2 separate regions of the Homo sapiens genome follow, and region 1 is linked to region 2. The links are chromatin contacts, found by POLR2A ChIA-PET in ENCODE. All regions are on one chromosome and are shown on one strand. Each heading gives the region's core, a stretch centred on a gene start or an enhancer-like site at or near the end of the contact. The rest is flanking DNA. Distances are from core to core; before and after follow the strand shown. Region 1 overlaps ZBTB43 (zinc finger and BTB domain containing 43). Region 2 overlaps MVB12B (multivesicular body subunit 12B).

What was found. ChIA-PET counts read pairs that join two places held with the same protein, here RNA polymerase II (POLR2A).
Region 1: POLR2A ChIA-PET joins it to region 2 with 11 read pairs in activated CD4-positive, alpha-beta T cell. The contact joins two enhancer-like sites. POLR2A ChIA-PET finds 5 or more read pairs at or near these places in 3 of 52 experiments (HEK293, activated CD4-positive, alpha-beta T cell and activated T-cell).

Annotation. Positions count from the first base shown.
Region 1 is chr9:126,808,800-126,811,553 of GRCh38, forward strand. ZBTB43 (zinc finger and BTB domain containing 43) reads left to right here. Exons shown (of 3, transcript NM_014007.4): 2 at 1-116. Among named protein-coding and RNA genes, the nearest start is that of ZBTB43, 5.1 kb to the left of the region's middle. Within about 2 kb of position 1,277, at least 4 of the 41 ENCODE cell types and tissues checked have a DNase peak (open chromatin) inside an H3K27ac peak, as active enhancers do.
Region 2 is chr9:126,498,305-126,501,004 of GRCh38, forward strand. All of the region lies in intron 9 of MVB12B (multivesicular body subunit 12B), which reads left to right. Among named protein-coding and RNA genes, the nearest start is that of NRON, 89 kb to the left of the region's middle. RefSeq lists a silencer at 946-1,240. Within about 2 kb of position 1,376, at least 5 of the 41 ENCODE cell types and tissues checked have a DNase peak (open chromatin) inside an H3K27ac peak, as active enhancers do.

The sequences.
Region 1 (2,754 bases), core at 27-2,526, 310 kb after region 2:
TGTGATTTTAATTTGAAGCAAAACTGAAATGGGTTCTTCTTCCTCATTCTATTCATGTTGCTTTTTGATGGCCATGGCATAAGGAACTCTATCCCAGGAATACAGCTTTGCATTAGGTAAGCTATCAACTTGATCACGATACCATTTTTAAAGTTACTTACTGTAATCATTTCTCTTTTAGCAAAAATAATAATGTATTTTGTTAAGATTTTTAATTCCTCTAGACCAGAAGATTCTTTCTTCTCTTCTGAAGAGATGTTACACCTTCTAAGGCCCATCAATGCCATACTTTGCACTGATAGAACATTTAATGTCAGATAAATTTTTCTGCCAAGTGAATTTTTTTTCTTAACTTAGAAAAATGTTAGATTTGGAGTTATACTGCTGTTTGAATGCTGACATGCCATTTCTGAGACGTGTAACCACTGGCAGGTCTTTTAATTTGAGCTTCAGTTTACTCATATTTCAAAAGGATGCAATGATACGGGAGTGTTGCACAACGCAGGTTTACATAGTGTGCTTTGTGAACTCTAAAGCATTTCACTAATGTAAAGAGTAGGCATAGGGTATTGGTGTTTTTGTACATTTGTGCCAGGCTTTAAATTTACTGAAGCAACATTTACTATGTTTAAATATGCTTTCTATAGTAAGCATGCAAGTTACCATATGCTCTGATTAAAGAAACCTCTGAAGGACTTCACAATAAGTAGCTGGTGGGTCTGCTTCCCTATTATATTGCTGTCATCTGTGTTTTTAGGATGTTTAATAGGTGTTTAAATCACGTATAAAATTTGACTTGGAGTTCCTCAGCCGAATAATAAATAGTGGCTGTTATTAAACTCATCAAAGTTGGAAGGAATCTTGAAGGTCATCTAGTTCAGGATTTCTTCAGTATGTTGCCCTTCATCTGCGTTAAAAAAAGCCAAATAGCTTTTAAGAAGCATAGTGGAACAGGCTGGCATCGGTGTGTTTGTTTTAGAACTGTTGCTATTGGATTAAAAAAATAAAATACATGTGCAAAGTGGCATAAAACTGCTGGTATCTTTTTTTTTTTGAGACAGAGTCTCGCTTTGTCGCCCAGGCTAGAGTGCAGTGGCAGGATCTCAGCTCACTGCAAGCTCCACCTCCCAGGCTCAAGCAGTTCTCTGCCTCAGCCTTCAGAGTAGCTGGGATTACAGGTGCCGGCCACCACACCCGGCTAATTTTTTTGTATTTTTAGTAGAGATGGGGTTTCACCATCTTGGCCAGACTGGTCTTGAACTCCTGACCTTGTGATCCACGGGCCTCAGCCTCCCAAAGTGCTGGGATTACAGACGTGAGCCACCGCGCCCGGCCCACTAACTGCTGGTATCTTATTAAGGTTTTTGTTTGTTTGTTCATTTGTTTGTTTATTTGTTTGTTTGTTTGTTTTTGAGATGGAGTCTCGCTCTTGTTGCCCAGGCTGGAGTGCAGTGGCAGAATCTCCGCTCACTGCAACCTCTGCCTCCCAGGTTCAAGAGATTTTCCTTCCTCAGCCTCCTGAGTAGCTGGGATTACAGGCATCTGTCAGCATGCCCAGCTAATTTTGTATTTTTAGTAGAGACAGGGTTTCGCCTTCTTGGCCAGGCCAGTCTCAAACTCCTGACCACAGGTGATCCACCGTCTCGTGCTCCCAAAGTGCTGGGATTACAGGCATGAGCCACTGTGCCCAGCCGTCTTTTTTTTTTTTTTTTTTTTTTTTGAGATGGGGTCTCGCTCTGTCACACAGGCTGGAGCGCGTGGCGAGATCTTGGCTCACTGCGACCTCTGCCTCCCGGGTTCAAGTGATTCTCCTGCCTCAGCCTCCCAGGTAGCTGGGACTACAGGCATGGGCCACCATGCACAGCTAATTTTTTTTTGTACTTTTAGTAGAGAAGGGGTTTCACCATGTTGGCCAGGATGGTCTCCATCTTTTGACCTGGTGATCCGCCCGCCTCGGCCTCCCAAAGTACTGGGATTACAGGAGTGAGCCACCATGCCTGGCTTGGGCCATCTTAAGTCTAAGGATGGTCAGCGTGCGAAAGTTTGTGAATGCATTGTATATAATAAAATTATATAGATTATTTGTGAAAATGATATTCACGTTTACTTTCCATACTCTGAAACTATAGTGATATTCACAGCCAGGCACGATGGCTCATGCCTGTAATCCCAGCACTTTGGGAGGCCAAGGTGGGCAGATCACATGAGGGTCAGGAGTTCGAGACCAACCTGGCCAACATGGTGAAACCCCATCTCTACTAAAAACACAAAAATTAGCTGGGCGTGGTGTCACGCACCTGTGGTCTCAGCTACTCAGGAGGCTGAGGCAGGAGAATCGCTTGAACCTGGGAGGCGGAGGTTACAGTGAGCTGAAGTGGCACCACTGCCCTCCAGCCTGGGCGACAGAGACTCCATCTCAAAAAAAAAAAAAAAAAGAAGAAAAAATTATATTCACCTTTTCTTTCCACCTCTTAAGCTATAGTGGGCCTGAACAAGTACTTTGGATTTAAATCTCAATTTTACTGCTTACCAGTTATATGACCTTAAGTTGCTTAGCTTTTTTGTCTATCTCCAATTCTGTACAATGGAAGTAAAAAATACCTATTGAGTGGGTTGCTGTGAAGATTAAGTGAGACAGAGCATATAAAGTGCTTTGCATAGACTTTGTACAATGTCTGTATTAAGCAGTTTATATATTTGTATATGTATGTCATAAATAGTAGTTGCTGTTATTTCCTATTAATGATGACATTT
Region 2 (2,700 bases), core at 126-2,625:
CAGAATCTCCCCCACCTCTCCCTGCCTGTGCTAGGGCCAGGCCCATCCGCCTGCCCAAGCCCACCCATCAGTGTCTGTCCACCCCTGCACCAGACTCTTCTCGTTGGCCCCAGCCTTGGCCCCTTTGGTTCCCTCCCACCTGTCCTCACCTGGCCCAGCCCCTGCCCTCTGGACTACACCATTCCTGGCCCTATCGTGATTCACCCGTGAGCTCACTAGTTCATGTCTGTCGGTCTGGCCCCCATGCTGGAGTTGCACCCCAGGAGAGGTAGGTGCCAATGCCTGCCCTAATGCAGGTTTCCCAGCCAGCCCAGCGCCTGCCCCCTGCGCCTCTCTGGGCCCAGGCCTCGTCCAGCATTGCCCAGCTCACTCTGGGACCTCAGGAAGTCAGATCCTTTCTTGGGCTTCACTTTCCTTCTCTGCAAAGCTCGGGTGCTGGGAACAGCCCCTTACTGCCTTTTCTCGTCTGGAGCCCTCTAGAGTGTTTAGTATGAGACCTGGTGTGGGAAGGAGGGAGGAGGCTGGAGGGGCAGTGCACTTGCCTTCCCCTCTGGTGATTAGTGCAATTAATACTGAAATCACCTGAGTGTTTTCAAAAAATGCTGGTGTCCCCGTGCCGGTTAAACCAGGACCACTCCTGCCAACCACAGGTGGGGGCCATGCATCACTGTGGTTAAAGCCTTTGGTTCTGATGCATAACCAGGGCTAATTCTCTTCACTTTCAAGGCACTTGCACACGAATCGTCCTAGTTGTGGGTAGACCAGTAGGTTCTATTGCCCCCTCTTTGCCTCGAAGCTGGGTGCTTTCCAGGTGCTGCTGGAAGCTGCAGTTGGCACCTTCTATCACAGGACACTGACCTCACTATGAGAAAAGGCTTTTAGAAGCTGAGACTCTCGCACCGTGGCCTGAGACGCCTGCTTCCATCAGTGGCAGGGTCCCCGGGACCCCTGGCAGAGCCTCCAGGACCCCTGGCAGAACCCCTGACAGTTACATCTCTTTCCCGAGAGAGGCCTCAGGCCCGGGCTGCCCAGCTGCTGCAGTGGCGGCCTGTGCCCACCAGAGGGCGCAGGCCCGGCGCTGCGCAGCTGGACCGGGCTGTGCGGACCAAATGCTTTTTAATTGAAAATTTTTTTAATTCAAAAAGGATTTGCTGTTTGTTCGCAAGTGCAGGTTTTCCTTATGCAGGAGACTAATGTCTTGAGTAAACAGATCCGGGTCCAAATCCACCTTCAAAGGTACTCGCTGTTTGCCCAAGGGAGTGAAAGGGCTTCCAGAAGCGGCCCCGTCTCCTGGGTAAACACGGCGGGAGGAGCGGGCAGGGACCGCGTCTGCGGGAAGGCGGCCGCAGCCAGAGGGGATTATGTCGCGGGACATATGTTGAAATTTCATTTGGGGAGTTAGGGAAAACAAGAAGCGGGGGTGGGTGGCGCTTTTCTCCAGCCAAGATAACCTAAAAAGGGAAAAAATCCCGAGGGAGAGAGGGTGGGGGCGCAATCTGTGCGCCCTCGCGGGGACCGGCGTGGTGCAGGCAGGAAGGGGCGCCTTCTCCGCCCTCCCCCAGCCCGCGGGCCGGGAGAGAGGAGCTCAGCCCAGCCCGGAGGGCCCAGCCATGCCCTCCCCGTGACCCTGTCCCCACTCCTGGCCACAGAGACTGGGACAGCGGCACAGGGTCCCCACGACAGCCCCTCTGCCGAATCAGCCAGTTGCTCACACAGGCGTGGAAGCGTCCTGCTCCCCCGCTCACCATCCAGAAAGCTCCCGCTAGGCCCGGGCCTAGGCTCTCTGGCTGTGGACACTCGGGCTGGGGCTGCAATCGCCCTTAACCTGCTCTCTCTGGCCGGCCAGCCCTCAGCACTCCCTGCCACCCCCAGGAACCCGGCCCAGTAGATACAGCAAGACCTACTGAAGGAGCAGAAGGGCGCGGCCCAGGACGCCTCCCCCAGCCCCTCCACTGCCCTGCAGGAACCTGGCTCTGGGCTTTCTCCCTCTATCATCTGAGATGCTTCGCGTTTGCAGGCATCTCCCTGGCATGGCCTTGGAGCATCCAAAGTGGAGCACCTCCAAGCCATGTCCCACCCCCTCCCCCAACCAGTCCTTCCCCAGCTCCTTTCTGCACAGCGTGTGGTCTCTGGCCCTTCCCTCTCTGCCCATCCATGTCCACACCCATTCCCAGGTTCCAGTGATTGGGTCGTAGAATTCTCTAAACTGATCCCCAGACCAGCAGCATGGGGTTACCTGGGAGCTATTTGAAATGCAGATTCTCAGGCCTGGCCCCAGACCTACCCAGTCAGAATCTGCATTTGACCGGGACCCCCCGGGGACTGGTGTGCGTTCAGAGTTGAAAAGCCTGCTGCATGTTCTCTCCTGAGCCGGGGCTGATGGCCTAACTATCCACGCCGTAGGCCCTCAGCCCCGCTGTCTCCGCAGGCATGTGTGCCCGTGGCACTCTCCTCTGCACCTTGGCACCTATTGCCCTAGGTGCCGTCCATGCCCTTCCCCAGTCAGGCCCCGAATCTGCTTTCAAGATGTGAATGCCCCCTGCCCCGCGAAGCCCTCCTTGCTCTCTCCGGTGATCCCCACGCCCCGTGCATGTGCCCTCGGAGGTGGCCTTCATGCTGGGCTGTGCTGGGCATGCCCGCCCCCTCCTCTGCTACCTTGGGAGTCCCGCGCAGGGCGGATGTCAGTGAGGGCTGATGAAG